Linked DNA regions of Mus musculus: region 1 is linked to region 2. The links are chromatin loops, found by intact Hi-C in ENCODE. Cell type or tissue: left cerebral cortex. All regions are shown on one strand. Links, peaks and the distances in the headings refer to the core of each region. The heading gives the core; the rest is flanking DNA.

Evidence for each region. Hi-C counts contacts between places; a loop is a spot of excess contacts. Peaks named below come from ENCODE experiments on the same cell type or tissue, not always from the same donor. Only the 100,000 strongest peaks of a DNase experiment are listed, where the experiment ranks them.
Region 1: a loop joins it to region 2, with 2.3 times the contacts of the local background. A loop is called at or near these places in 26 of 42 quality-filtered maps.

The regions. Positions count from the first base shown.
Region 1 is chr16:36,701,933-36,717,567 of GRCm38, forward strand. Ildr1 (immunoglobulin-like domain containing receptor 1) reads left to right here. Exons shown (of 8, transcript NM_001285788.1): 2 at 6,318-6,488; 3 at 7,547-7,696; 4 at 13,569-13,688; 5 at 14,175-14,321. Among named protein-coding and RNA genes, the nearest start is that of Ildr1, 16 kb to the left of the region's middle. In left cerebral cortex, for the core only: a CTCF peak has its summit at 9,063 (motif pointing left); DNase peaks (open chromatin) are centred at 7,561 and 7,708.
Region 2 is chr16:36,465,925-36,481,559 of GRCm38, forward strand. No RefSeq gene overlaps it. Among named protein-coding and RNA genes, the nearest start is that of Stfa3, 18 kb to the left of the region's middle. In left cerebral cortex, for the core only: CTCF peaks have their summits at 4,361 (motif pointing left) and 7,470 (motif pointing right); DNase peaks (open chromatin) are centred at 4,346, 7,486 and 7,765.

The sequences.
Region 1 (15,635 bases), core at 4,911-12,910, 240 kb after region 2:
AAAAAGCATCCAGTACTGAGTTTGACAGTGCAGGAGATGCTCGGTCTCCTCTGATGCCTGGTGCTTAGTTCACCTCCCCCAGCCCAGTTCTGCATGCGTGGACCGAATTCCTCCTCCACCCACTTTCCTCACCCACACTTCTCTCCCAGTGTTCCCTGTCCCTTCCAGTTCATTGCTCATTGCTGGTTCCTTTCCTTTCAACTTCTGTCATATTTGCTCTGTTATCTAAGGGAATGTATCGAGTACTGACGGCAAATACACTCACGGAGATTGCTTGCTCGGACATAAACTCTGATAAGATTGAGCTGGTGTGCTTTCTGTTAACCTGCTGAGTGGAGCCGAGGTGCGTGTGCATTTGCAAACCCTCAAGCGACCAGACTCCCATCAGTGGGGCACCAGGCCTTATACTCCCCAGCTGGGCTCTGTGTCCCTGTTTACTACCTTGTGTGGGTCAACTTTGCATTGCTGTTACAAAAGAAACTCAGCTTGGGAAGGGAAAAGGCTTGCACTGGCTCACAGGCTTGGAGGTTTCAGCTCAGGGTTGCTTTGAGGATTGAGGTGCGACTGTGATGAAACCGAGTAACTCAGCCCCTGGCAGTGAGATGGTTCAGAAGAGAGTAATCCCAGCATCCCTTAGTCTGCCCTCTTTGATAGCATGGCCAAGTGGTGGGAAACCTTCACTTCCTCTCCTCGGTGTTTTCACCGTCTCAGGAGTCAGCCTTTAACACATGGGTACTTTGGGACATCCCAAGTACATACAAACAATACCTTATGTCCTTCGAGCAGAACTTTATATGGGGTGGAAGGGGAAATACCATCTAGCCCCAACCCCCCAACCCCTACCATAAAGTCTGGATTCAAAGGAAAAGGTGCCATCTCTATTCTGTATGGATGGCATCATTTAGAAACTGCAACCTCTTTTTCCATTTGGTACCACACTGAATTAAGAACTATTGCATGTTCTGCATGCACTTGGGAATATATGGCATTTGGCTGGTGAGATACTGTGCCTTCATTGGTCTGCTTTCCTCTTACTTTAGGGTAGATGGCAGTCCCCACTTGGCACAGCGAAATGGTCTCGGAAAGTACCCGGTGGCGGGAAACAAAGAACCCCCGTCCCCTTCCCTCCTTCCCATGTGTTCTCATAGCTCATCTGAAGTTTCCATTCTACCCTTAAATGACAGGTCTCTCCACTCCCTTCCTCTTTCACAGAAAAGGCAAACTGTGAATGGGTTTGCCGGGGTATGGAGTGTAAAGCATTCAATCTACCCACTGCTTTTGCAAAGGCAGAGACTATCGTGATAGCTTACATTTGTATAATTTCAATTCTTTCTAGAGGATTTCCTTTAACATTCTGGTCTTGGTTGACATTAAACTCTTGAGTCAGATGAAATAAATCCAAAAGATACATGTTGAGCTCTTTGCTTACTGGGGACTTTTGTCATTCTATTCTGAGGCAGATAATGCCATTGTCTGATTTCCCATAGCTTAGAAATAATGCATCAGATCTCTAGAATGGGGGAGAATGGGTGTGTTAGGTTTGGAATAAAGGCAATGACTCCCTAAGCTTTAAAGTTTTCAAGAGAAAATGACAGAGACAGTTGAGTGTTAGGTGACAGACTGGGCATAGGAAGGGTCCCAGGATGAAAGGAAGCCAAGAATTTGAAAACTTAGCCCGGTGTGGTAGCACACGCCTTTAATCTCAGCACTCATGAGGCAGAGGCAGGTAAATCTCTGCAAATTTGAGGCCTTGGTCTATGAAGCAAGTTCTAGGGACAGTCATGGCTATACCACAGAGAAACACTGTCTCAACAAAACAAGACAAAAACAAACAAAGAAAGAAAGCTTTGAAAGGTTTCAGTGCTAAATTTGACAACAGCAACAGGTAACCAGGCCATCCATAAAGAGAACATTTCTCATTTAAATTTAAACTTTCCCAACCCAGATTCTGCTTGTTGTTCAGGTCTCACCCTAAAAAGCCTCATGTGTGGATCTCTGTGGATGTCCCGTGTGGTTTGTTGTGCAGAGTAAAAGTCAGAAGCTAAAGAAAAAGGAAGATGGGACAATCTTGCTTTAGAGATGAACTAATTACTACTTCCTTTCTCTCTGGCCCAATCTGGAAACTCCTACTGCTCATAGGGGTCTAGTGCCTGATGTCCACTTTGGAAGAGGAGCTCTGCCTGTTTAGGAAACATGGTAGTTTTGAGTTTTATTCCATCACTGATACTTATTAATTAGATATTTGCTGATAGGTACATGGGTCTGGGTTTATACCCTCTGAACTTTCGTCCCTCTGAATGACCAAAGCTAATCCCTATCGTGAAGATGAGTGCAAGAAACAAAGACCATCTATCCATCACTGGGTGCCTAGTACAGAAAGGTACAAGAATGTTCTGGTATCTCCTCTTCCTAAACTTCCCGACCATCCCTGGGTGTGTGTGTGTGTGTGTGTGTGTGTGTGTGGCAGAGTAGAGGCAAAGGCCTATGGTCTGATTGGGGTACTGTGGGGTTGGTAGATCTCTGAGAGGAAGCACAAATGAGGTTAATGCTCAGAACCTGTGAAAATCTGAAATGCTTTAAGCCTTGAAAATGACAAAGGATGAAGTGATAGAGAGGCTCGGTCTACAGGCAACAAAGCCATCACTGACGTTGGTAAAGGTGACTCGGTCACTCCATCTATGGCTTGCCCATAATAAGGGCTTTCATGTAAGAGGAGCTAGATGTGCATTTGGTAATCAAGGCCATCACCCATGATCCCATTCTTCTACCTCCAAGGGTTTAGAGTCGGCATTCTTCAAAGTTCTCCCCAGAGCACCTTCTGGCTGCAACCAAATTCCCTTTCCTGACCCTCAGCAAACACACATTCTTCTCTCCCAAGTGCTCTGTCTTTGCACAAAAGCTAACTGGAACTTGAGTGAGCTGCACCCTACCAAATTACCCTTCAGCCAAATAGAGAAGTTAGGGATTGCCAGCGCCTCTTCTTCTAACCTAAGGAAGTACATCAAGAACGCTGCACGGGGAGAGAAACTCCTGACCCTGCGCCCCTCAGAGTGACCGTGGCAAGCCACCAGTCCACATGTTGTCCATATGCTCCTTCCAGGATCATAGGTGTTTGTGTGTGAAAGAGAACATTGGAAGGTGCCATGCAAAGCCAAAGGGTTTGTTTAGAACATTCAAGGCCCAGCTGTGAGGAAGGAGGAGCAGGACTCATTTTATGTAAATGTAAGAATAGCGTTGTGTTGTCTTCCCTCCCTATAAGGCCATAGCGTTTCCATTCTGCCGGACCCGGGGTCTCAGAATCCTGCAGCTGGCAAGGCCGGTGATTCTTTCCTACCAAACTCTTGAAGGTTTATTCTGAAAATGTTCTTTTTTTCCATTCACGGTTGAGTAATACAGCGGAGCACACCCCACCCCTCCCCCCATGGTCTTCTGTTCTTCTGGGATGCCATCAGTAATTATCCTTGAACTAGAAGATAGATGTGTCCTGACTCCACCCCATACACCCATAACCCACTCACCACCTGTCCTGCCTAATTACTTGCCTCCCATAGGCTCCAGCCTGATTGGTTCCCGCCAGGCTCCCTAAACAGCAAAACTTCCAGAAAAGCAGCTTAGCGCCTTCATTTCCTTCCTCCCTGAAGCAGCAGCCCACCCCTGCCCTACCCTCTCCCTGCTTCTGGTATGCGGTCTAAAAACCTACCAGAGTCTTTAGATTTTAGTCTTTACATTTCTTGCCTCTGCACAGTCTTCATACATAGCTTCCGCCGCTAACGTCAAAGGGTGGTAACACAGACTGGCCAGGTCACATCTGAGTGGCAGAGCCTGCCCTGAGCAGTGTTCTGCTGTCTCCTCAGAGATGTGAGAAATGCAGAAGAAGGTGCCCATTGTTAGCTAGGCTGGGAGCTCTTAGGAGACCCTTGGCCAAAGATGAAGTGGTCAGTGTAGAATCATGCTGCGATGTGAGTCTCGGGTTCTTCCAGGGTCAGAGGTGTTCCGTTCACCTGAAAGCCCACTGTTAGGTCCAGAAATTGACCTTTGAGTCTTTTGTGGAAAGTCAAGTTATAGAGCTAACTCTCCTTCATAAACTGCAGTTTCTATGAGGACATAGTGTCTTCTACACATGGCAGTAAGCTGAATTTGGAAGTTTCTACATCATTTGCTATCATGATAAAATATCCCAGTTTTCTAAACACGATAATATGCATACTACTGACTGTATGTAAGATGTCATTACATGGCACAAACTAGTATACAATGTAGAACTGAATAAAACAGTGATGTTCTTAAGGAGAAGAAAAAAGGCCCATCCAGGATCTTGGGGCAAGGGATGACTCAATGAACACAGGCTTGCAGGTTAACAATGCAACCCTGATGAAGCTGAGAAATTCAATCTCGGGAACCCACAGAAAGGTGGAAGGAGAGAACCAAATCTTCAGAATATTCATCTGATCCCACCCTTGCCTCCCCCGATGGTGATGGTGGTGATGAGGAGGATGGTGGTGGTGGTGATGATGATGATGATGTTAAGATCACTTTGCTGCCCTCTAAAGGGATGGCTCAGTCAGAAAGGAAGGCTCTACTGAACGAGCTCTGCTAGAGAGAGCAAGAGGGCAGCATGAGCAGTGGAGTCCCTGATTGGCCTTCTGCAAGGACATGGTAAAGTCGGTGCCGGTTGAGTATCTCTTATCTAAAGTGCCTGGGGTGAGAAGAGTTACAGACTGGGGATTTCAAATTTGGGGAAGTTTGTGTAGTCTTTGTTGGCTCAATATCCTGAATCTGAAAATGTGAACTCTGAGATGTTCTAAAATTAAAGAAAATGCTTTGGGTGTCACATTGGCACTCAGAAAATTTTACGGGTGCTGGGGAGTTGGTTCAGTGGGCAAGAGAGTTGATTATACAAAGCATGAAGACCTGGGCTCAGATTTCCAGCATCCATGTAAAAACTAGGTGTGTCCATGCACGCAGGACCCCAACACTGGGGAGGGTGAAGACATTTGCTGGGCGTTGTTAAGTGCCATGAAATGGCAATTTCCAGGGATAGTGAGAGAACCTGTCTCAAGGGAATAAGGTGACATGGCGGAGAGGAATAGACAAGACGCCCTTCCTCTACATGGAGTCCACAGATAGTCACACCACACATGTACATGACAAAAAAGAAAAGCGAGGTTAGGCTTCCAGAACATTCCAGATTTGGGGGTTTCCAGATACAGGATGCTATCATGATCCCCACTCAATAGCTGAGGAAAGAGAAACTAAGCAAGAAGTTCCTCTAGTGTCGGAGTGAAGAACTAGGTGTGATTTGTGTCTGAATCCAGAGCCTGGCGAGGTAGCCTTTAACAGATAGCCTATGCCAGCTGTTCTCAGAGTTCCCCCTGGCATAATAGCTTACATATCTCCTGGATACAGCTTTTCTTATTGCTCTCATGGAAATCTGTTTGAAATGTAAGTTCTTGGGCCTCTCCTAAGTCCTGCTGCACTGGAAACTCTGGACAGCCTTGAGTACCGTCGATCTACACTAACCCCCACCCACCCCCACCTTCCAAGGAAGACCTCCTTCTAATGCAACTTTGAAGCATTCCAAGATACTGGCTGTGGACGGTCATCTTACCACTCTACCATTCCATCTGGTGACTGTGTGTCACCTAGCTCCTAGTCAAACTGTAATTTGGCTACTGTTATGAATCAAAATGTAAATAAATATCAGTGTATTCCCAGAAGTCAGGACCCACAGAATGAGAACCACTTAGTCAGATAATAGTCTGACTTTTAGGAAACTGAGAAACCATTTTTTCCCTTTTCTTCCCTCCCTCTCTCCCTTCCTCCCTCCCTCCCTCCCTCTCCTAAGACAGGTCTCACAATGTAGACCCACCCAGCTGTAATTCTGGGAAGAAATGGCTGTACTACCTGAGCCTGGCCTCAAAGGGGAAACCACTTTTGGAAGAGAAGGGACGGGGGAAACTGGTTTTAACTGGATTACTACTCTGCTTCAACTGTGGCCTTATTTAAATACAGTTCTTTTATTGCTATGGGTGTGTGGTTATTGTTGGACTGGTGCTGGGTGTGTTAGTGGACTGTGAATTCTGGGAAGTTTTCCTGACTCCCCCCCCCACCCCCACCCCACCCCCATCGCCCTTCCCCCACACCTCCTGGTGCTTAGGGTCCTTTCCTTCTGTATACTCCTCACTGGAGCCTGTGTCTTTGAGCTCCCAGCCAATGCTAGGCTGCAGGGCAGCTTTTGTTCATTTGCATGGCTTTTATTACTCAGGAACAAACAAAAGTAGGTCACCTTTAGCATTGTCTCCTGCTCTTGCCTCCAGGGTGTCTGTCCTTGCTAGTCACAGTCCAGCACACAGAACGCTATGTTACTCTGTTTGCCTCCGTTACCCTCAAGTGTGACTACACCACCTCTGCCCAGCTCCAGGACGTGGTTGTGACATGGCGCTTCAAGTCCTTCTGCAAGGATCCCATCTTTGACTACTTCTCTGCCTGTGAGTAGCCCCCTTGTTCTGCCCATAGTCCCAGGCATCTGCGGGCTATCATTGGGGTCTAGGGCTCGTTACAGATCACTAATTGTCATCCTGAGAAGAACCTGCTGGGCCACTTTATTTTTTCAGATAAGCTGAACCCAGGTTGCACAACGAGTTGTTCAAGGCCAAATGTCAGTTTGTTTACCCCATGTTGTCCTAAAACCATTTCAGGCAGCTCAGACATAAAAGACCTAGCCTGTGTCCCTCCTATACATTCCTCATACAGACCAGCTCTGAGCCATGTGGGACCTCAAGTCAGCCACCATTGTTTGGAAGACCCCAGCTCGCTGTCACACTTCGGGTAGGGGAGAGCTCTCTGCCTCCAGTCAGGCTTTGGACATCTCAGACAACAGTGGTGTACAGCTCCTCCTTAACTTTAGCCAAGTCCTGCTTCTCAGCAAGGACTACCCCGGCTCTTGCCTCCAGGCTCTTCCTTCCCAGATGCTCATTTCTAGCCTCTTTCCGGCATCAGAGGAACCTGGAGCCCCACAGTCAGCTTGGGGTGATTAGACCTATAGAGAGTTTGAGGGTACAAACAAGAAGGCAGCCTGCTTGGGGGGAAGGAAGTGGGTGTTCTCAGGAAGTAAGGGCACGACTGTGGCTCCGGCAACTCAAGCTTTACAGTACGACTGGACAGAACCCCCCCCCCCCCCCAAAATCTCACCGAGTCTCCTCACTTAGTCTGATGTTAGCACCGAAGGAATCTTTCCAAATTGAGGCATTGATTCTTCTGGGTTAAGGGAGCAAGCGGGAAGTATTGGTCACCTGGTAGATTGAACAGCTTTGAATTCTCTGTTGTGAAGGTTGGGAGAGTGAACCCCCACTGGAACAGAAACTGGGCGTGGGCATTTTGTAAATAATGCAGACAGGCTTTGGAAACCGGGCAGTCAAGAAGGGGCTTGGAGGCTTATCGATGCGATGCAAGTGGAGTTCCCAGTGGTCAGCCGGGACTAACAAGTCAGATCCTACACCTGACTCGCGGACTCTGAATGCTGAGTGACTTGGTGTTCTCTTTTCAGCATACCAGGCAGCTTTGTCCCTGGGCCAGGACCCCTCCAATGACTGTAGTGACAATCAGAGGGAAGTTCGCATCGTGGCGCAGCGGCGTGGGCAGAGTGAGCCCGTGCTGGGGGTGGATTACCGGCAACGCAAGATCACCATCCAGAACCGTGAGTATGGCGGAGGAGGCAGGGGAACTAGGGGTTTAGGAGGATGTAGACGCCGGCCGGGCAGGGCAGGCTGAGTCAGCAAGGGATTCCCCTGATCTTCTGGGGCTCGATGACTGAACTGGTCACTGTTGTTTAAAGCCAAGTGCCAGATTCTTAGAATGTTTTCCACCATCTAAAGCCACTTCCCTGGAACTTGGTCTATGGATGAGAGGATGTTCTACAGTCTTGGTTAAAGGTCAGGGTGTCACTGGTTCCTTTGTTTTTTTGAGATTCAGGCTAAAATACAGATCTGGCTCCTTTGACGCAATTTTAGAAATTGTTCTCACCGCCCCCCCCCCCCCACACACACACACCAGGTTCCTGAGGTCCCCTCAGCCATTCTTCATACCTATACCAACGGAATTGGGAGCTGGAGGGCAAGTGGCTTCTTTGAGACCACTGCATCCCCGGGTAGAGGAAACAGTACTGGCCTGGGTAAGCGTCGATGTGTTTCCACGCTCAAGCTGAGCTACCAGCCACAGGCCGGCCATTTTCTCTGCCTTTTTCCTCTTATCTGAGAGAGAGAGAGAGTCCACATAGGATGGGGCCCTCCCGACACTGCATTAAATACAAAATGCAGGCACGGTCTAGGAGCTGGGTCGAAAGCAGGTCCTTTCTTTGTACCTGACACAGGAAGCAGCCCTCCACAGCCGGATTCAGGTGAGGTGGCTGTTCTGCACTTACAGGGAACATGAAATTGGGCAAGCACCTTCAGGTTTTGGGCTGTTTGCCTCTGGTTCTCTTAAGTGAGACTGATTATAGAGCCCGTCTCACAGAGAATTGTGACAGTGTGACATATTGGACTGTCAACATGGAGTGGTGCTCCATTATCTAGTCAGGGTGTTTTTCTGTACACAGGATGGGCTAGTACCCCTCACTCCTAGCCTGCCGTCCTGGATTCCTATGAAGTTATAGAGTCAGAACACAGAGACTATTGCAGTGAGCTTTATGTGCTGTGCAAAAAAAAAAAAAAAAATTGTGGGGATGAAGAGATGGCTTAACAGCTAAGAACACTAGCTATTCTTCCAGAGGACCCAGATTCAGTTCCCAGCTCTTATATGGTGGCTCACAACAGTCTCTCCTTCTAGGGAATCTAACTTACTGGGCATCAGGCATTCAAGTGGTATACAGACCTATATAGCAACACACACATACACACAAATTATATAAATAAACACAAATCAAAAATTCAAAAGAAAAAAATATTTGTAGGGCCAGAGCGCTCACTCAGTGACTGACAGAACTCATTTTGTTAACCAGAGAACACAAACTCAGTTCCCAGCATGTTCAGGCAGCTCACAACCACCTATACCTCCAGTTCCATGGAGTCCAGTGCCCTCTTCTGGCCTCTTCAGCACTGCACTCACATGCACAAACATACCTTCATGTGAACCCATTTGCACACACACACACATACACATACATACACTCAAATAAAAATAATAAAAATAAATATTAAAAAATATTTGCTGGTTATAAGAGATTAAACACACAGTCGTCTACTTGTGGTACCCAAACAGTATAGGGAATTAGTGAATATTTTACAACCATTTAAAGGGTCAACTTAACCATTGCTTCTAATTTTGTAACACTTAAATATGATCTCTTCACACTCATCCTCTGGTTTCCACAAGGCAGCCCTTGAACTTTTCGCCTAGGGACCGTCTGCATTTCTCCTAGTGTCCCTGTGCACTCTTAAAGACTTTGCTGGCTTTACTTCCTCAGAATTGGCTCTGATCGGAGCCCTGGGCTCACATCTTTAACTAGCCAACCTCCTTTAGAGTTTCTGGAGGATGAGAACTCCCCGTGGAGAGTCTGGAGGACATCTCTGCTCTTGTGTGTATGTAGTTGTGAGTGACACCTCTCACTACCCCTCCTCCTGACCATGTTTGGGTCACACCCAACCTTGTTCTCTCTCTCCTAAGGGAAAATAGTAGTTTTCCTTGGGTTTCACTTCTACTTCCAGGCTCATCTTGATTTCCCAGAACCCTTATTTTTCTGACACTCTCATGTCTGAGTTTCTGCCGTTTATGAGGATCCTGCCAAATAAAGTCATGGATCGTCTAAATCCCTAACATATCTGAAGAGCCTTGCCACACTATTGTGTCTCAGAAACCGTTTGAGACTCCAGGGATGGTGGGATCAGATTGGAAGTGCTCACTGAGCACCGTCATCGTAGTACCTGGTGGAGGGTTAAGCTTGTTCATGGGATAAGTGGTGGGTTTAGACGGTCACGGGGAGAAGAGTGCGTCTCGAGGACTGACGTAAAGGAGAAGGAAACAGAAGTCAAGCTCTGCCCCAGTCTTGCGTGACCTCACGTTTTTGTTTCAGTTCCTCTGCAGATATTTCTTGACAAACAGGCAAGAATGCGTTGCAGATATGACCATCGACTGTGCAAGAGCAAACCCATGATGCTGAGGCCTGATCTCTAAATTCTGAGATAAGCTGGCAAGCCATGTCTTTGGGAATTTGACTGGCTTTTAAGCCAGCCAGGAGAAGGGCTGGCTCCTTTTCAAAGCTCCTGTCACAGAGTTTGACTTAACAATTTGAGTAATTGGGCTTTAGTGAACATTGGTCAAATTTGCTTACATTGAAAGTATATGTTAAACGTTGGCTGATCTTAATTGGGTAGCAGGTATTCATGGGAATGTTGTTTCCTTTCCTGGTAACACTCTGAAAATACTGGGCAGATTTCCTGTGCTCATTCAAGTTCAAAGCTGTCCCTTAGAATACCAGAGCGAGTGCCCGGCGTGGTGGCGCACTCCTTTAATCCCAGCACTTGGGAGGCAGAGGCAGGCGAATTTCTGAGTTTGAGGCCAGCCTGGTCTACAGAGTGAGTTCCAGGATAGCCAGGGCTACACAGAGAAACCCTGTCTTGACCACACACCCCCCAAAAAAAAGAATACCAGAGCGACTTGTTCATCTTGGAATGGCAATGGGTCCAGACTATGGAGTTTTCTAGCCTTTTTGGAGAAGAAAGCAGGGCTTAGTGTTGAAGAGCATCAATCTGTGGCATGGTCATGGGATTGAATCCACTTGTGCTAAGCGCTGACTGCATGTTGTTGGTACATTCCCTTAGCCTCTCTGCCTTCATTTTCCTTATCTGAAATGTAGCTAAGTAATCATGTAACCTTTACGATGGGTATTACATTTGATGGCAAATAAGCAGAAACCAGAAATATTAGTGGTTTAGTTTGATCCCATGTATAAATCGGAAACACACAGTCCAGACCTAAGCTGATGGCTGCATTCCACTAAATCCTCAGGGACCAAGTTCATTTCAGCGCACCCAGACTGTCATCTTCTTTCTAGATGTCTTGGTTCTTTTTTTTTTTTTTTTTTCTTCTAGAATAAAATGCCTGTGGGCAGTTGCCAAGAAAAGAGGCTTATCTATTTTATCACTTCGGTTGCTTCAAGTCTAAGAGTAGATGATGCCATTGGTTTGGTCTCATGAAGGCTCATGGCTGGGTCACCACTATGAGAACATCATCATAGAAGTGCTTACAAGAAGCAGAGCTCACATGGGAATTATAGACCAAGGAGCACAAAGAATCATTCTTGTTCTTCTGTTACAACCCATTCCATTGTGAACTTACTGGGGGCTGTGTGTGTGTGTGTGTGTGTGTGTGTGTGTGTGTGCCGTAAGAATGACTTTAATATCTTCTCAGGGTAGCACAGCCAAATGACCTAATTACTGTTCTAATTTCCATCCCTTAAAGATTCCACTACATTCCAACAAGGCCAAAGAGAACCATGGAGTCACCCCAAGACACCCCCAAGACCAAGTTCTCAGCACAAAGGAGATGTATTTGCCCCAGAAGGACAGAGGGCAGAGATAAGGAACAAAGACAGGAGATAGAGGAAGAGGGAGACAGGGAAGGGAATACAGGAGAGGGGAGAAAGGGGGCATAGGAGAGGGGGAAGGGCATTTGTCTCACAGGGTCAAAGGACTGTCTCTGGATAGAGAGGAGACAGTCAGGACCTATAGGCAAATGGCCTAATTTCCATCCATTAAAGATTCCACTACATTCCAACAAGGCCAAAGAGAACCATGGAGTCACCCCAAGACACCCCCAAGACCAAGTTCTCAGCACAAAGGAGATGTATTTGCCCCAGAAGGACAGAGGGCAGAGATAAGGAACAAAGACAGGAGATAGAGGAAGAGGAAGACAGGGAAGGGAACACAGGAGAGGGGAGAAAGGGGGCATAGGAGAGGGGGAAGGGCATTTGTCTCACAGGGTCAAAGGACTGTCTCTGGATAGAGAGGAGACAGTCAGGACCTATAGGCAAATGGCCATTTATAAAGGTAAAATGAGAAACCCTATGTTTTAATTGGACATATTGATTAGGTGAGCCAAAGGGAACTTTTTCTAGAAAAAGATTTATCTATTTATTTATTTAATGTATATGAGTACACTATAGCTGTCTTCAGACACCAGAAGAGATCATCAGATCCCATTACAGATGGTTATAATACACCATGTGGTTGTTGGGAATTGAACTCCTATCTTCTGGAAGAGCAACCGGTACTCTTAAACACCAAGTCATCTCTCCAGCCCAAAGGGGGCTTTTGATTGGTGGGCTTCAATACTTTCAATACTAGCTGGACCTAGGTAGTCAGCCTCAGCATGTGGAAGTGACCAAATAAGGAAATGGATCTTGGTGGTTAGCTTTAAGGATGCAAGCTAATGGTCTTTAATGAGTCAGAGGGACTGGGAGAGAAGGGCAAGGCCTGTCAGAGTCATGTTTGTGAGCTGGCTAGAATTCTTCCAGAGACCATACTGAGGATTGAGCTTCCTACACATGAAACACACACTCAGAGTGTATCCAGTCCCTAGCACCCAGGGAACAAGTGAAAGAGATAAAGAAAGGGAAGAGTGTTCACATGCCATTTTTAGGAACAGTTCCTGCTGTGTCACGTGGAAGAGAGGATGGGCAATACTGACTTTATTCTACATGGTCTCTGTCTTAGTCTATTTTATGCTCTGTTATAATGGAGCTCCTGAGACCAGGTAACTATAATCAGTTGAAATGCACTAGCTTATGTTTCTAGAAGTCTGGTGAGGGTCTTACAGATACACCATCACATAGCAATAGAAGAGAGCACAAGAGGAGACCACACCTATCATTTTCTGTTTATTTGTTTGTTTGTGCTTGTTTTATTGAGATAAGGTCTCATTATGTAGCTCTGGCTGTCCTGAAACATGCTATGCACACGGATAAACCAGGCTGGTGTGGAACTCATGGAGATTTACCTGCCTCTGCCTCCCAAGTACTGGGATTAAAGGTGTGAACCACCACTCCTAGCTATACTTACAATTTTAAATCTCTCTCTCTCTCTCTCTCTCACATACACACACACACAGAGAAAGAGAGAGAGAGAGAGAGAGAGAGAGAGAGAGAGAGAGAGAGAGAGAGAGAGAGATTTTTATTTAACTTCCAGGACACAGTCCACCAAGGTCCTAATTCCTTAATACTGATAAAACCACAACTTTCTTTTAGAATGATTTTGAAAGGGAACGAGCATTTATTTACTTAAACTATAGCAGCTGCATGCACAGCCAACAATTCTATGATCCTGAGGAAGGGAGCAACATCAGTGAGAGCCAACTAGGAATCTCTACCTCACCCACAGATAGGGATATATGGTGAGGATTGAATGAGACCACATATCTAGATCCTTATCAACTAATAGTGGGGTACAAGGGAAGGTGTGAGGAAGGATCTCGGACCCCTTTGTCATCTACCACAGGCCTTCTTAGAAAGCAGAATTCTGAGGTCCTGAAGATACCATGCCCTGGTAACTGGCACTTTCCCCTTCTGTCCTACACAGGAGCAGATCTTGTGATTAATGAAGTGATGTGGTGGGATCATGGAGTATACTATTGTACCATCGAGGCTCCAGGAGACACGTCAGGAGACCCAGATAAGGAGGTGAAGCTCATTGTCCTGCGTAAGTGCTGCTGCAGCCTCCCTGGGCCAGCCACCAATAGATATTGCCTGCAAAAGTACCCACCAATAGCAGCAAAGCCAGAAACAAACAGATCTGTGTTACTGTCATTGGACTGGGGACCTCTGATGGCCTCTTACTAGAGCTAAACTTTTTTGCCAGTGTGTCACTAGGCCTTACTAGGTCAATGGTTGTGTTTACTAGTGTCTAAGATTACTGGTTTTCACCCTGTGAATTGAACAACTCTTTCACGGGGATCACCTAAGACCTCTGCAGAACACAGATATTTACATTCCAGTTTATAACAGTAGTAAAATTACAGTTATGAAGCAACAATGAAAACAATCTTATGGTTGGGGGTCAGCATACTATGAGAAACTGTATAAAAGGGTCACGGCTTAGGAAGGTGGAAAACCACTAGAGTTGGAGTAGAGACATCCCTCGGATGATTTATTTAGTTCCTCCCCTTTTGGCTTCTCTCTACGGCAGATTGGCTGACAGTGATTTTCATCATTCTTGGAGCCCTCCTACTCCTGCTGCTGATTGGTGTATGCTGGTGCCAGTGTTGTCCGCAGTATTGCTGCTGCTATATCCGCTGCCCCTGCTGTCCTACCCGCTGTTGCTGCCCTGAGGAAGGTGAGAGAACAGAGTGGCAGTGGGTTGGTCATGATGGTACATGTGCCCTTTACCCCAAGTATCTCAGGTTAGTTCCTGGCTCTTCTGGGATCTCCTTTATACCTTCTTCCTTTACAGGCTCAAAAGTCTTGGGCTGTACCTGTAAATGATGATCAAGAACTCTCTATATTCATAAAGAAGGTGGCCAATAACAGGGTTTCTACCTATAGAGTTCTTTTTTTAGTAAACAGATGGAGTTGGATCATTTTCTTTTCGTGTATTTGAGCAACTCTTCCTCTCCCAGGTCAGAAGTGGAATAGAAAATTCCAGCACTCTAACCATGCCTTGGTGTCTCCATCCCAAAGCTCTCTAGAGACCCCAGCCAGCAGTCATGTAATTAGTTCATGGAAGATATTCATCTTTCTTGAGGGCCCAAGGATTTTAGGAGTTATATTTCAGAAACCAGGGACAGAGACAGAGTATGTATCTTATTCTGTTATACTTTCACAACACTACTTAGAGATGGGATGAAAAGAGCAGGGCAATAGGAAAAGTATTGAAACGTTAGTTCTCAAACTGAAGCTCACACTGGGATCATGTGGAGGACTTGGTCAACATTAACTACTGCCCCCTCCCCAGCTTCTCAGCCAGTGGGTCTTGGGGAGTAGGGCCAAAGAATGTGTGCTTCTTAGACATTCCCAGGTTCTGTGAATCTAGTGGCAGGGAAAAGGAGATGGAGAAGACAATTTGGCTCTTAGTATGAGCTTTCTTTGAACTGAAATTTCATCCTTTAAAAGAAACTTTGGACCAGCAAAATAGATTAATGGGTAAAGTACTTGTTAAAACCCACATGGTAGAAAAAGAAAACTCTCTCTCTCTCTCTCTCTCTCTCTCTCTCTCTCTCACACACACACACACACACACACACACACACACAAAATACACAAGAATAAACATATAACAAGATGATAATATACCCTAAAATGTAAAGCTGCAGAGTAGATGATAAAAGCAAAAGAATTGAGGCAGTGTTCTACAAAGTTCTTTCCTGTGTAACGAGATGGGAGTCAAATCAACCGTGTAACTGGAAGTTTTCTTTTAGTGTATTGGTTTTAAGTAATATTTCCTTTTCCTGATGATGTAAAACATCATGTGGTAGAATATCTGAGAAATTAAAAAAAAAAAAAAAGACTAAGCCAAGTTCCCAGAGACAACCAGTCTTGCCATCTTGGTCCATGTGGAGAAGAAAGTTTGAAAGGAAAACATGACGATTACTTATGATGATAGACACCCAACTTAATCTATGATGTCAAGGTCAGTGGTCTGAATCTGGTT
Region 2 (15,635 bases), core at 3,927-11,926:
CAGAGATCCCTCAGAAATCCTTCCCAGCTCACGTGGTATCTCACCTCTTCCTTGGTTCCACCTTTGTCCTCAACACCTCACCCCCATCACGGCATCTCCCTTCCTCTGCCCCCTGCCCGAGGATAGCATCCTTCTTCTTCCATCAATTTACAATTCTGCTTTCTTTCAAATCCAACACTTTCCATATATTCTCTGGTTTCCCTAGGTCTTGGCTTACACCATGCATGCTCTATTACCTCATTCATCCCCTATAATTTTCTGTCTATTACACGTATCTCCTCTCTAGGAACTGACTGTAATCTCTTCCATGCAGATTGTTTTCTGAACTGTGACTCCAGCCAAGCTCCTAGACTATCAACATCACAGTTACTTATCAAACATGTGAGCAAGTTCACAGATCAACCACTGTCTAAACTAACAGCCTTCGATAGGCTTCCACAACTCTTTTAAGATGAAAGTCTCACTTTTTTTTTTTTTTTTTTTTAACAAGGTCTCACTTTAGCTCAGGGACTCACCTAGGCGCTAAGCAATCTAGGCTGGACTCATAGTCAAAACAATTCTCCTGGCAAACTGTGACCTTCCAGGTACCCGAAGGATAAAATCACTCACAAATAAAAACATCATGGAGCTAGTTTAAGGGCACTAAGTAAACACTAGTTAAACCTAAACTCCACACATCTCTAAACTACCTAGTGAGAAAGGCTCTTCCCTGGGCACTGATAGACAGCTGCTAATAATAATAAGAGTTTTACTGAGGATTCTCATGCAGTCAGTTATGATTTTATGCTAAACTAACCCGGCTGCCAGAGCTGATTTCCCTATGAGGTTACTCCATTTCTGAGTCCATACTACTTCAGAAGTTCACTGAGACCCTCAAAGAGCCTAACATCACCCCAGATCTGGACACACTCTAGAAATGCTTTGATCTCAATAAAGACAGGGCTGTCAGCAGGCTTCTCCACCAGCGGGGCTCCCTATGTCTTCTGGGAAGTGGTGTCAAGCTTTGTGGGCTCCACTGAAGCCCCTAGTGATGTTGTGACCCAGGGTGTGCCCCTCCTTGGAGTTCACAGCCACACGGGTGACTGGTTGCTGAGGGTAGCACCAGGCGAGCTAAGAGCAGATGGTGCATCGGTGGCTGACCTGCTGGCCCTGGCCTGAGAATGGAGCTCATCTACTGGTCCATAGTGGCAGCCAGTTAAAGCTGCTTTGACATCTGTGCAGCTTCCTAGAGGCCCTTTGTCTTGCCCTCTGCATATGCTGGACACCCTTGCCTGTACTTCTGTATACCTGGCTGATACCTTTTTATCCTTCTAGTCCACTATGGCCTGAATTGAGTCCTTGCAAGGGACCACCAGAATCTCTGAAGGTGGCTCTATTTGGAGAAGAGGCAATTAAATTAAAAGAAGTCATTAGGGTGAGTCCTAATCCAATATAACCAGCACCTTCATATATAACAGGGAAGGGAAAACCACATGGAGGTATCAAGAAGTAGATGAGTCAAACCTAAGAGAAAAGCAGTAAGAGAGGAGACACCCTGATTTCAGATTCTAGAACTTCTGGGTGGTGTTCCTTGGTGGCTCAGGCACTGGTCTGTGGCTCTTTGTTCTGGCAGCCCCCATTTAGGCTGAAATGCCATCTCCTCAGGTCACATCCCCTTCCTCCACTGTCTGTCTCTGAAGTAGACTCCTGTGATTGCTGATATTTAGCAATTCTTCCCATAGTCAAGTGGAATAACTCTTTGCCATCCCAACCCCACTCTGCTCCCCTCGACCTTTGTCTTTCCTTTTGTCTAACCCACAGATAGAATGCATCTGTTTTGTTCACATTTCATACTCAGGGTTCAGAAGACATCTCACATATTTCAGACAGTCAATACTTGAATGAATGGATGCAAGACATGAGTGGTTAAAATCTGGGAGGTTAAGTTAAGGTTAACCAAAAGTCAGCAATGGCTAGAGCCCCTTCGAGCAACATTGAGGATTGGGGGCAATTCAGAGTGGGAGGGGGTCTGTCTAAAAAGAACCTCAACCAGGTTACAGCTCTTGGTTGAATCACAGTAGGCAAAGAGAGAGAGACAGAGACAGAGAGACAGAGAGAGAAAGAAACAGACAGAAAGAGAGAGACAGAGACAGAGAAAGACAGAGACAGAGACAGAGAGATGCCTGGCAAAGATCACACTTTAACTCCAGGGCCAGTGGAAAATGCTGACATATGCAGATAATTAACAAGCTGCCGAAGGCCAGATTCATCAGTGACAGGAGAGTTCTCATAACTCATAGTTTTCTGGTTATGTTGGGTATCAATTGCCATGTCTCCCTCTGGGCACAGTGACACCGCTTTATCTTATCTACAAGACTGAGCAAGACAGGGCATCTGTTGACTTTCCAGGGAAGTCAGGGTGGGGAGTGTGAGCAAAGCCTGGAGGTGTGGGGTGGTGCCAGGCAGGATAAAATCTGTAGGCAGTCACACCAGACAATTGATGGCTTAGACTCTCAGGAAGCCAGCCTACATGACAAATCTAGAGCCAGGCATGGTGGCACGTTCTGTAATGCCAGCACTTGAGTTTGAGGCCAGCCTGGGGCGTATAGTGAGATTAGCCTGAGCTGTGTAGTAAGAGCCTGTCTTAAAACTAAACAACACAAACCAAAAGCAAAACAAAGAAACAACAACAAACCCAAACACCAAACCACTGACCCATCAGTCAAACACAGATCATGAGTCAGTCTGTTGTTTTGTGGGAGAAGAGAAAACAGTAGTGTCCTTTGGGTCTGAAATGAATGTGTCAGTGACTTACAGCTTATGTTAATTTTCCACAGGACAACCAGGAAATTGAAGTATGATGAAGGTTTTATTTGAGGAACAAGGATGTCCAGCCACAGTCCGAGAGGGTCTCTAGCGTGGTTGCTGTTCCTAATGATGGTTTTGTGGATCCTTGGTCTGTGCTTTAAAAACCTCTTAATTAAATTATACTACACAAATCAAAACCTCAGCAAGTCCTTTAGACTAGTTTGTTATTTGCTTAGTTATTTTTGAAAATTTCTTCATTTATATTTTATATGCATGAGTGCTTTGCTTGCATGTCTGGAAGTACGTCACATGTGTGATGCCTGTGAAGGCCACAGGAGGGCGCCAGATTCCTTGGAATTGGAGTTACAGACCGTGATGAGCCTCCAGGTGGGTTCTGGGAACTGAAGCCTGGGTCTTCTGCAAGAACACTTGACTGCTGGCATACCTCTCCAGCCCCCATTTGTTTGTTTTGAGACAGTTATGGCTGTGTAGCACAGGCTACTCTGAACTTGCTCCATAGCCTAGTCTCAAACTCGTGAGTCTCCTCTTTCAGCTTCCCAAGGGCTGGGATTGTAGGCACGAGCCACCTTGACCAACTATGTTTAGCCTTGTATTTATTTATTTTTAAGTTTATACTTATTTATCTGTGTGTATTTGTGTGTTTGTACAAGCAAGCGTGCACACACTAACTCACCGTGGCATCCATGGGGAGGGCAGAGGACTCCTTGAACGGTTCGGTTCTCCCTTTCCACCGTGTGAGTTCAGGTCACTAAGGTCATCAGGCTGCGAGTGTCTTTCTGGGCTGAGTCATATCAGCTGTTTAAATAACAGTACTTTTGGGTCAGAGCCATGGCTTAGCAGGTGAAAGAGCTTACCCTGCTCCACACATGTGTCATGACACAGGAATGCCTCCCTCCCTCCCTCCCTGCGGTAAATACAATAAAATATGAAATAGCAATTGTTTAGGAGCTAGTACTGTGGCCCAGTTGGCAGAGTGCTTGCTTGGCGTGCAGAAAGCCATAGGTCTCATCTCCGGCCCAGCACAACACCAACTGTGGTAGACCTGTGATTCCACTGCTTGGGAGACAGTCGGGAGGACCAAAAGCTCAAGATTACGACGGAGTAAATTCAAGGCCAGCCTGGGCTACATGAAATGTCTTAAAACCCAAACAGCAGCAACAATAACAACTCCACCCAATGACTTTATTTCTCAGACTATAAAGATATCATGAACATTGCAGAGATGTATATTTTTTAAAAATGAAGAGAAAGAAACATAAACATTCCTTCTAAATTCTGCTGGGAGATTTCCAGCCTCTTTTTTTTTTTTTTTTTTTTTTTTTTTTTTTTTTTTTTTTTTTTTTTTAATGCATCCAAGTACTACTGACCCTTCTTGACTTCAGGTTCTACATATATAGATTCAACAAACTTTAGATAAAAAAAGATTTGGGAAATGGAGCTGGAGAGAGGGCTCAGTAGTTAAGAGGACTTGTTGCTCTTGCAGAGGACCTGGGTTTGGATTCCAGGGTATCACACAAAAACCTGCCATGGCAAATTGAGGAGATTCAACGCCCTCTTCTGGCCTCTCTGGGTATTGCACGAATTTGGTACATGGACACACACATAAATAAAAATAAAATTAAATATTTGGAAAAGCAACACTGTACTGAGCATGCTGAGACTTTTTAAAAATTATGTTTCTGTAAGTACTATAAGAATGATTTACATAACATTTATACTGTATTAGATAGTAACATAATCTGGAGATGATTAAATGTCTATGGGAGGGTTTGTGTGAAACATACGAATACTAGGTCATTTCATGTAAATGTCTTGAGCAGCTAAAGATTGTGGAGTGCTCAGAAGTCTTGGGGGTCAATCCCCTCTAAACACTGAGGGGCTGGTGTCAGGCTAGCATGAAATTATGATTGCGTGGTTCACATTGCCTTTATTGTTTTGATTGGCAGCGTTCTTAACATATTCTTTCACAACTTGACATTTTATCCTTTGACTTTTCTGTGGCATCTTCTCCTTTCACATTTGTGTTCCGCTTGTCCTCATTGTTTGAGGAGAGGGATTTATGTATCAGACAGCAGTTAGACAGATGTTCTGTTTCTGCGTAAGAAAGACAGAGACTCTGATTCCACGTAGGAGTCTCGGGGCTGGAGACCTGGCTCAGTGGTTAGGAGCACTGACTGCTCTTCCAGAGGACACAGGTTTAATTCCCAGCATCCACATGGCAGCTCACAACTGTCTGTAACTTCAGGACCAAACATTTGTACAAAGACATACATGCAGATAAAACACCAGAACACATTAAAAAGGAGGGAGATTAAATCTAGAATAGAGAGGAAGCCGCATTCAAGAGGTCTGCTTGAAATGACAATGGAATTTGAAAATATTTCCCTCAGTTTAGGGGAAAGAAATGGCCAAATGTACAAAAATCTCTGAGGGCTGGAGGGAACAAAGGTCCTAGCTAAACCAGAGAATCTGGGTCGGCTGGCCCAGGGGAGGGGCATTGTCGCCAGAAGCGTCAAGGCTCTATCTCATTAGGGGCATTCAGTGCTCACAACCACAGGGCTCCTCTTTCCTAACAAGGGCCCCTTAACAGTGAAAGATGCTCGGTGGAGATGGGACATTTACAGTCCCTCTGTCCTCTTAGGAACTGTACCATGTCCCTAGTCACTGCTAGCTTCCACCTGCCTATAATGTAGACATTTTACACACTCTCGTGGGAAGTGTAAGCTCCCGCCGTCTTGTTATTGTGTCTGTTCTAACCACGTGTACCGTGTGACAGCTCAGCTTTCTGTTGAAAGGTGGGGATCTCGTGGTCTCTGACAAACAAGAGTGAAGAGCAAGATACGGATCATGATCGTTTTCATACTTTGCATATTGATCATATAGAATGGTAGTTCTCAACCTTCCTAATGCCGCAACCCTTTAAAACAGTCCTCATATTGTGGTGACCCTCCAGTCGTAAAATTATTTTTGTTGCTAATCCATACTGTTACAAAATACATTACAGTCCATGTCTGATATGAAGATGGCCTCAGGTGACGCTGTGAAAGGGCCACTCAACCCCTCCACCCCCAGAGCAATTGCAAACGACAGGCTGAGAACCACTGATGTAGAAAGACAGACCTGAGGGGAAGTCTGCCAGAGATCTTACCTGGAACTTATTGTTCTGAGAAGTCTGCTAATTAGTTATTCTCCTCTACACAGTTCCTAGAAAACATATATTCTTCAACAGTACAAAGAAGGGTTTTACCACTGGAAATTCAATCCTAAATACCTATAAGATGTTCAGACTCTCAGATGTCCTGGGTGGGAATTAAGGTAACCCTGTAAGAATAATAGCAGCTATGTGCTGTCTTTTTAATTCTTATCTAATAGGAACTTAAAAATGAGATGGAAAATAAGGTGCAGATGCAGTAAAAGGAGTCCAATCCACATGTTCTTAAACAGTGAAAACTATAGCAATTAAGCCACAGAGACAGCAGGATGGAGCAGGGGTTAGAGAACTGTCAGCCCTGGGGCATCACATGCTAAATCTAGTTCAGGTCTTTATTTTTAAATACCCCTTGAGCTAAGAAGAGGCTTTGTATTTTAAAGACTTTTTAATTTATTTTTCTCCCCAAAGATAAGCCCATATACTTACTTTATTATGTACAAAGCCAAAGCACAAGCTGGAAAATTGCAGTGCGGGGGAGGGAGGGTGGGGGTGGGGTGGCGGGTGTGTCTCCCTAGTTTCAATGGCTGTATCTTAGAAAGCTGTAGTCTGACTTTGTTACAAGTTGGAGTCTCACAATCTTCCTACCTATTCCATTTTTGCCAGGTACACCACAGGGATGGTTTAAAACAGCCTGCATCAGAAGGTCTTGAAGCTTGCTATTGTTTCTCTTTTCAGGCCCTGACGACTCTCCAGAAGTCCCGGCAGCATGGGTGTGGAGGGCGGAGGAAAACCCTGACTCTTAGTTCTTGATTTTTACACTGTTCTGAGTCAGGTGTCTGTTGTTTTCTTTCTGAGCATGGGAATCCAGCTGCCCAGCGAGCTCCCACTTCCCTGCAGAAACATCGGGATTATATATGTGATACCATACCCAGCCTTTACAAAAGTTTTGGCGATTTAAAAGCAGGTCTTCTTCACCCTTGCGCAGAAACCGCTTTACCTACTGAGCCATCTACCCAGCCACTTTAAGTCTTTTTGTTAAAAGTAGTATAGTGAAGTCAGGCAGTAGTGGCACACACCTTTAACCCCAGTGCTTGGAAGGCAGAGACAGGATGATCTCTGAGTTCCAGGCTAGCCTCTTCTACACATTACGTTCCAGGACAGCCAGGGCTATATAGAGAGACCCTGTATCAAAATAAAAAAAAAATCAGAGCAGTGACTGTAGAAGTCTGCTTGCAGCCCATCTAGACAGGAACCTGCTCATTAAACAGATGTTTCTTCTCTCATGGAATGGCAAATTATTTGTTCATGCCTTTTGTGTATTTTTATTAGGTTTTGTTCTTTGTCTCTTCTTATTCCCATTCTTTACCACTCCCTTCCTCTCCTTACATATTTACTTTTATCCTAACAAGAAAAATAAAATTTTTATGTATTAGTACAAAATAAAAATTCTGAAAGGAAAACTGAAGGAATTTCTCCACTCTTCGCAGGCTTCTCCTGCAATTCACATAAGCTCCACGAGGTGGCAGCAGAGCTCCTGGCTATGGTTTCTACCGCCCATTTAAATTAATTTTTGTGTCAATGATAGTTCAGATTTTTTTTAAAAAGTTTTTATTGATTCTTTATTTCACAACATGCACACCAGTCTTGCTCGTCTCCTCCATTCCCTCATATCTGCCCTTTAGCCTTGCAAATCCTACCCAAAATAACACACAGGATCTGTTCTCCTGAGTGCTGCCACCGGTGAAAGATGGGGCAAGTTCCCCAGAGTGTCACATCCAGTGGTGGGTGCGGGTTGGGGTGGGAGTTTTGCACAGCCTCTAGACATCCATGTGTTCCCTGGCAGCTGCCCCTACCAGGAACAGCCCCCACGTTCTCTAGTTGTTAATATGAGACACAGACACAGACACCCCGACCCCTGCTGCTATATAGCCATGGACTCAGACATGACCCTCAGAGGCAGCTCGAGCTGGGACCTCACTGTGGTCTCAGGTGACAGGGCTGGCCAATCACAACAGGCTACTCCTCTCCATCCTCGAGTGTCCAGTTCCATCTCCCTTCATAGCCCAAGCTGCTCCACTTCTCTCTCTCTTGTCTGACCACCACATGCTGGCACAGTGTGATGGTTCCCGCTGTGGGGCAGCAAGTGGCGTCCATGGCCCTCCTTTGCTGAGCGCGGCAGGGCGGGTCCATGGGTGGCATGGAGGACCACAGGTTTCTGTCTGTCTTTCTCCTCCTACGCTGGGCTGCCTGGGTTGGATTGGATTAGATTGGATTTTATGAGTCCTAGGCATAAGACAGCTTTGCCCACCAAACCGGGCATCAAGCTAGGATGAACAAAGGACTGCCATCAGCTCTGCCCCTGACTGATAGAAGAACATAACCAAAGGTGTCTTTTTGCCCATCGCCAGGGGGTGACAGTGCAGATTTTAACTGTATTTTAACTTAAAACACTGATTGAACATTTTAAACATTAAACTATTAATTATTATTTGAACCCAGGCACAGAAACTCAAACTTTTTTTTTAGATATATTTACTTTATTATCTTATGTGTATATGTGTTTTGCCTATACGTGCATATATATATATGCACGCTACATATGCACTCAGCTCTGCAGAGATGGGAGGAGGGTGTCGGAGTTCCTGGAACTGGAGTTCCAGATGAGGTGTTTGCACTGGGGTGTTTGCACGTCCTTAAAAGCTGAGCCAACTCTCCAGCCCAGTGTGCCACCACATCTGGCTGTTGTTTTAATACAAATAGAAATCAGATATTTTAAAAAGCTTAGAAAGAAACTTGTGTCTATGTGTCTTATATTTTTTAACCAATTCTTAATCTTAGACTAATTAGAATGTTTATCCTTTATTCCCTGTTATAGCTTCTTATAGATATGTTAGTAAGAAGGAGGTGGCTTAGCTCTGGGCCTTTAGAGTTGATGACTAACTTCTTGTGCTGTCTGTCTCCTGTGGTGTATGGGATGTTGACATATAGGTAATAGTGGTCCTGATTGCCTTTATCACTTGTCCATAAGTTTCCATTTTTTATTTTTAGAGTTTCATTTCTATCTGTTTTGTTGGCAAAATCAAGAAATGAAATCTATGGGTTGCTGAGAGCAAAAATCCCCCCTCTACCAAACTGGGCTTCATCTAGAGGGAAACCGTTTCCCTTGGTTCAGAGAGTGACGTCATCCTATGCTGTGAGTTTTCTAACTGGAAATGCACTAAAGCTAGTTTACATTTGCCAAAATCTGAACTACTGCAATTAATTTTTTTCTTTCTCTCTTTCTCTCTTGTTCTTCTTATTCTTCCTCTTCTTCCTCCTCCTCCTCTTCTTCTTCTTCTTCTTCTTCTTCTTCTTCTTCTTCTTCTTCTTCTTCTTCTTCTTCTTCTTCTTCTTCTTCTGGTGGGGGAAGGACTGGTGTTAGAACTTAGATGTACTAGGCAGGCTCTCTACCACTGAACTATGTCACCAACAATACTATTAATTTTATTTACTAATTTTTTACTCTGTTGGGGATGCAATTAATTTTAGAAAGAAAACTCTGTAGAAGGAATTTAAAACTAAAATGTAAAATTTGGAATAAGAGTTTAATAAGTACCTATGAATAGTTTTAGAAACAAATTCCCTTAGCTTTTTAAAAATTTAACTTTTTAAGTTTTCATATAAGTCTATTTTATATGTTTCATATTCCACAGTTTTTTTTTCTTAAGATTTATTTTATTTTCATTTGTGTGCGTGTGTGCACATGGGTGTCTGAGAAGGCCAGAAGAGGGTGTCAGCTGCCCTGGAGCTTGAGTTACGGTGATTGTAACCTGCCAGACACTTGTGATGGGAACTAAACCCTGGTCCTCTGTAAGAGTCATAGACCTCCTAACCTCTGACCTCCTAACCTCTGACCTCCTAACCTCTGACCTCCTAACCTCTGACCTCCTAACCTCTGAGCCACTCCTCCATTCCCTTCTCTCTAGTTTTTATTGTAGAATTTCCAAACACCCAGGCAGACTATGCAACAAAGACCACTGAACCACCGTGTAGATCAAACAATTATTAATTTCTGTGATATATATTTTAGTATTTATTCAGCTCTTTCTGAAACTGTTCATCATGCATTTCTTAAGGACAAAGCCATTCTTCCACACAATCAGTTTTCTGAAACCATGAGAGAATTCACGACACTTCCTAAACTTCTTATAAAACTCTGTTTATGGGCTGGAGTGTTGGCTCAGCCATTAAGCGCACTGGCTGCTCTTTCAGAGGACACAGGTTCAATTCCCAGCACCCTCATAGCGGCTCACAACTCTCTAATTCTCTAACATGCTATCTATAACCTTCTTATAGTCTCTGAGGGCACTATATACACACACAGTGCACAGACACACATACAGGCAAAAAACCCTATACATAAATTAAAATAAAATATATAAAATCTCAAAAAAAAAACCCTTTTAAGACTGCATTTGCATTTCTAGTACAACAAGCCACATTTGGTGACACTGAGTCCCTTTAGATTCATGTCACCTAGAAATACCTTTTATTTTATTTATTTTTAAAAAAGAAAATTGACAATGCTGGAGATTAAGCCAAGGCATAACACTTGATAGTCAAGTGTGCTACCACTCTAAAATAGTCATAGCCTTAATATGTAATCTTTAAAAAATATTTAATGTGTGTGTGTGTGTGTGTGTGTGTGTGTGCACCTGAGTGCATGATGCGTACCGCATATGTGTGGTGGCCTGAGGAGGTCAGAAAAGGGCATCAAATTCCCTGCACTTAAAGATGTAGATGTGGGGACTAGGAATTAAACACACACACACACACACACACACACACACACACACACACACACACACACACACACGAGCATGTGGTCCATTCCTCTAACTCTGGCACTCAGAGGGTAGGTGATTGTATGTCTCTGTAGGTGTGTATCTCTTCTAAAGGAGGCCTGCCAGTGGCCCTTTAAACTGTGTTGGCATCTTGGATTTATCTGATTTACCTTTGCAGTGTTTAGTTTCGTGACTGCCAGTTCCCAGCAGCATGTGAGGTTTTTCAGAAGTGGCCGTGGTTTGAACCCACAGTCTTTTGGTTTGAACAAATCTTTCATGGCTCAGGAAGACTTGTGACCATACACTGTCAGATCGGGGAACCTCCTCCCACACAGTAGGAAGCCAAGACCCTGAAAGGGTAAGTGTCATGGTTTCCTGTTGTTGCTGTAGTGTGTTACCACAGACCCTGAGACCCAGACCTCACATGACCCGGAAGCATCATTTCACGTATCTGGAGATCTGCTTGATTACATCATAGTGCCGGCAGACTGGAGGCCGGCAAACCAGCCTCGTTCCTGGCTTCCGCTTTCCTTGCTCTATGGCCACTTTCACCTTCAAAGTCTCTCTAATTCTGGCTTTGGCTTCCCTGCCTCCCTCTTTTACGTGAAAGGACTCTGGAGATAACATTGGGCCCACCCAAAGAACCTAGGACACACTTCTGATCTCAGGGTTGTCTGATTAACAACCTAAATTCCACATGCAACCTCATTACTGGCCATTAACATAACAGGCTTTGCGGGCCAGGACATGGACACTATTGGGAGCCATTTTGCAGGCCACTCAGTAATTAGGAGCTCCTTACTAGGACTTTAACACGGCGGTTCTCTCAACCTTTGGGGGTCCACTGACCTGTCGCCTCAGCTCATCAGAAAACACAGGAATTTAGTTACATTACAATTTACAACAGGGGCAAAACTGCAGTTATGACGTAGCAATGAAAATAATGTTGTGATTGGGAGTCAGCACAGCATGACAGACTGTATCAAAGGGTCACAGCGTTAGGAAGGGTGAGATTCTTTAGCACACGGTACTCTCAGGTGCTTGTTTTATACTGGAATTCAGCAAAGGGTGGGAAGAGCTGAGCTCTATCCAAGGCTTAGTGAAAGAGGCATTGCAAGGATCATATGGTAACTTTAAATTTGGACATCCAGGGGGAGACATCTGAAGGACAGCAGTAATCTGTTCACCTAAAGACAGTGGATTTTAAAATATATTTATGTTTATTTCATGTGTGTGAGTATTTGCCTGCATGTATGCCTGTGAATCATGTGGGGGGGGGGGGCATAGAGGCTGGAAGAGGCAGTCAGGTCCTCTGGAAGTGGAGTTACAGATGGTTTTGAGCCACCGTGTGAATGCTGGGAACTGAACGAGGGTCTTCGGGAAGAGCAGCTATCTTTCCAGTCCATTTTTTTGAGACAGGGCTTTACCCTGTAGCCCCTACTGGTCTCGAACTTACATCATCCCCTTTCAGCCCTCTTAGTGCGGGGATTATTGTCCTCTGGGCTGCCATTTATCCCAAAGCTTCCCCTGTGACATATCCTGTTTGCAATGTAGGTTCGATGTAAACACCTCATGTCTTCTTGTTTCAAAGGTTCATGATAGAGCTTTTGTTTTTCCTTCCTCTTTTGCTGTCCCAGAGTTCAACCTGAGCTCTTGCACAAGGTAAGAGGGCATGTTTCCCACTGGACTCACACCTCCAGGGAAGGCACACCTCTAACTGAACTCACACCTCCAGGGAAAGCACACCTCCAACTGGATTCACACCTCCAGGGAGGGCACACCTCCAACTGGACTCACACTTCCAGGGAAGGCACACCTCCAACTGGACTCACACCTCCAGGGAAGGCACACCTCCAACTGGACTCACACTTCCAGGGAAGGCACACCTCCAACTGGACTCACACCTCCGGGGAAGGCACCCCTCCAACTGGACTCACACTTCCAGGGAAGGCACACCTCTAACTGAACTCACACCTCCAGGGAAAGCACACCTCCAACTGGATTCACACCTCCAGGGAGGGCACACCTCCAACTGGACTCACACTTCCAGGGAAGGCACACCTCCAACTGGATTCACACCTCCAGGGAAGGCACCCCTCCAACTGGACTCACACTTCCAGGAAGGTACCCCTCCAACTGGACTCACACTTCCAGGGAAGGCACACCTCCAACTGGACTCACACCTCCGGGGAAGGCACCCCTCCAACTGGACTCACACTTCCAGGGAAGGCACACCTCCAACTGGATTCACACCTCCAGGAAGGCACCCCTCCAACTGGACTCACACTTCCAGGAAGGTACCCCTCCAACTGGACTCACACCTTCAGGGAAGGCACACCTCCAACTGGACTCACACCTCCGGGGAAGGCACCCCTCCAACTGGACTCACACCTCCAGGAAGGCACCCCTCCAACTGGACTCACACCTCCAGGGAGGGCACACCTCCAACTGGACTCACACTTCCAGGGAAGGCACACCTCCAACTGGACTCACACCTCCAGGGAAGGCACACCTCCAACTGGACTCATACCTCCAGTTCCTACTCCATCCTTTCAATCTGTTAGATGTTTTTTATAATGAATACAAAGTGATGCAGCTGTGTGTGGAAATGTGGATCCATCCACTGCAGCATGGGCAATCTACCAGTGTCCACATGCCCTAAGAAAAAGGATTCTCACTCCCCCAGCAGGCACCAACTATCAATTGCTCCTTAGTTACAGATGAGGTTTTGAGGTCCTTATCCATGCTGGAATCTTGGCTGGCTTTATTTGATTTTGTACAGGTCTTATGCAGTTAATCACAGCTTCTGTGAGTCCATTAGTTATCTTTTTAAACACACACACACACACACACACACACACACACACACACACACGGAGGTAGGGAGGGAAAGAAGGTGTGAAAAGCATGCAAATACAGTACTCAGGCATGACAGTTATCTTAGAGTTTCTATTACTGCAACAAAACACCTTGAGCAACTTGGGGAGGAAAGGGTTTGTTCAGATTACACTTCTACATTGCTGTTCACCAGCAACAGAAATCAGAACAGAAATTCAAGCAAGGCAGGAACCTGGAGCCAAGAGCTGATGCAAAGGACATGGAGGGAGCTGCTTATTGGTGTGCTTCTCATGGCTTGCTCCCCTGCTTTCTTATAGGATCCAAGTCTAGCAGTCCAGGCCTGGCACCACCCACAATGGGCTAGGGCATCCCCCATCAAGTACTAGTTAAGAAAATGCCCTCCATCTTGCCTACAACTGGATCTTAAGGGGACATTTTCTCAACTGAGGCTCTCTCCTCCCTATAGCTTGTGTCAGGTTGACATAAAACTAGCTAGCATGGCATTCTCAAGAGAGGAAGAGGAGGGAGAGGGCATGGTGCTGGGAGGGAAACATATTGGTGGGAATCCAGGGATAGTTAATGGGGGATAGGGTGAATATGTTCCCATTATATCACACATGTATGATAGTCTCAAAGAATTCAAAGCAAACTATTATTCAATCTTTTCTCTCTGGTCAACTTCTATGGAAGCTCCATGAACTCTTTTATGGATGTCAGGGGTCTCATCTTGGAGTTTCAATGTATTAGGGGCTTGGTGATAGATAGAGGGACAGCCTCAAGGAAACTTTGCCAAGTTGGACTCAACTCCAACAAATAGCAGTAGAGATTCTAAACCATTGGGTGTGGTATTAGTAGAAAATTACTAAAAGGGAATTTCAAAGTTAAGGCTAAAGTGAGCTGGTAGGATCATTGTTGAGGGCAGATCATGGTGGTCATCATTTGAAGGCGGTTGTATATTGTTCACATAAAACAGCTCCTGTTTCAAAGAGAATAGGGGGTGCCTTATTGCGAGCCACATGAGTGATCATGGCCTGGGAACACAGGTTCAGATGGCTCTGAGTGACATGTTCTGCCATGGAATAGTGACCCGTCCAGCAGGTCCAGTTATTCGAGGATCTCGAGGGGATCTCCTCCTAAGAACCAAATGGGGGGTAGAGAGAGACGAGGGTCTTGTACGAATAACGACACGGAAACCGTTCTGAAGTTGTATCAAGACCCCAATGTATTGAGAAAGGTCCAAGGTTTAAATGCACAAGCAAAGGGGGAAGTACAGATACTTATCAGTGGGAGGGGTAGGGCAATACAAGCAAAAGGGGAAGTAATTATCAGTGGGAGGGGTAGGGCAATACAAGCAAAAGGAGAAGTACTTATGGGAAGGGGGGCAATAGAAATTCTTTCTTTTGGCAGCTACACCGGGAAGCAGGAACTTGGTGGTATCAGGGTGTGGTCAGGACACCGGTGATGACCCAGGGCTGGAACATCCCGTAGTTCTTGGAATCCATGTGTCGGTGGCCCGCTTTTGACCCTTTTCTTCTCAGGGGGAGAGGCCCAATTCAGAGATCAGGACAATAGCGTTGCCTTAATGGCTCCCAACAGAATAGTCTACATAAAATTGTATAGTACAAATTTTACAAAGCAGCTCACTTGATAACATCACATTAGGGGGCGTCATGAGAGGGGCTACAGTAGAACGGGGTCTCAAATGTCTTAGTTTTAGGGTTGGAGTGGAACATGGTAGTGAGCTGACTAAGTTCAGTAAGTAACACATTCCAAACGTCGCCTCAGGGATATTTGGTCAGCTTCAGGGGTTGGCGTGAATAAAGGAACAGAAGGCAACCCATGAACATGTTGGCCTTTAATCTGCAACCGCTCATCTCACAGTCACAAAGTTCTAGTCAGCCCGTCTTCAGGGTCTTCGACATCTGTGCTGAAGTCCATCAGAGGACCTTTGTTCACAGTAGCAAGGGAGGAAGACTTCCCTACAGTGAGCCCATCCACCAAGGATGGAGGTTAGT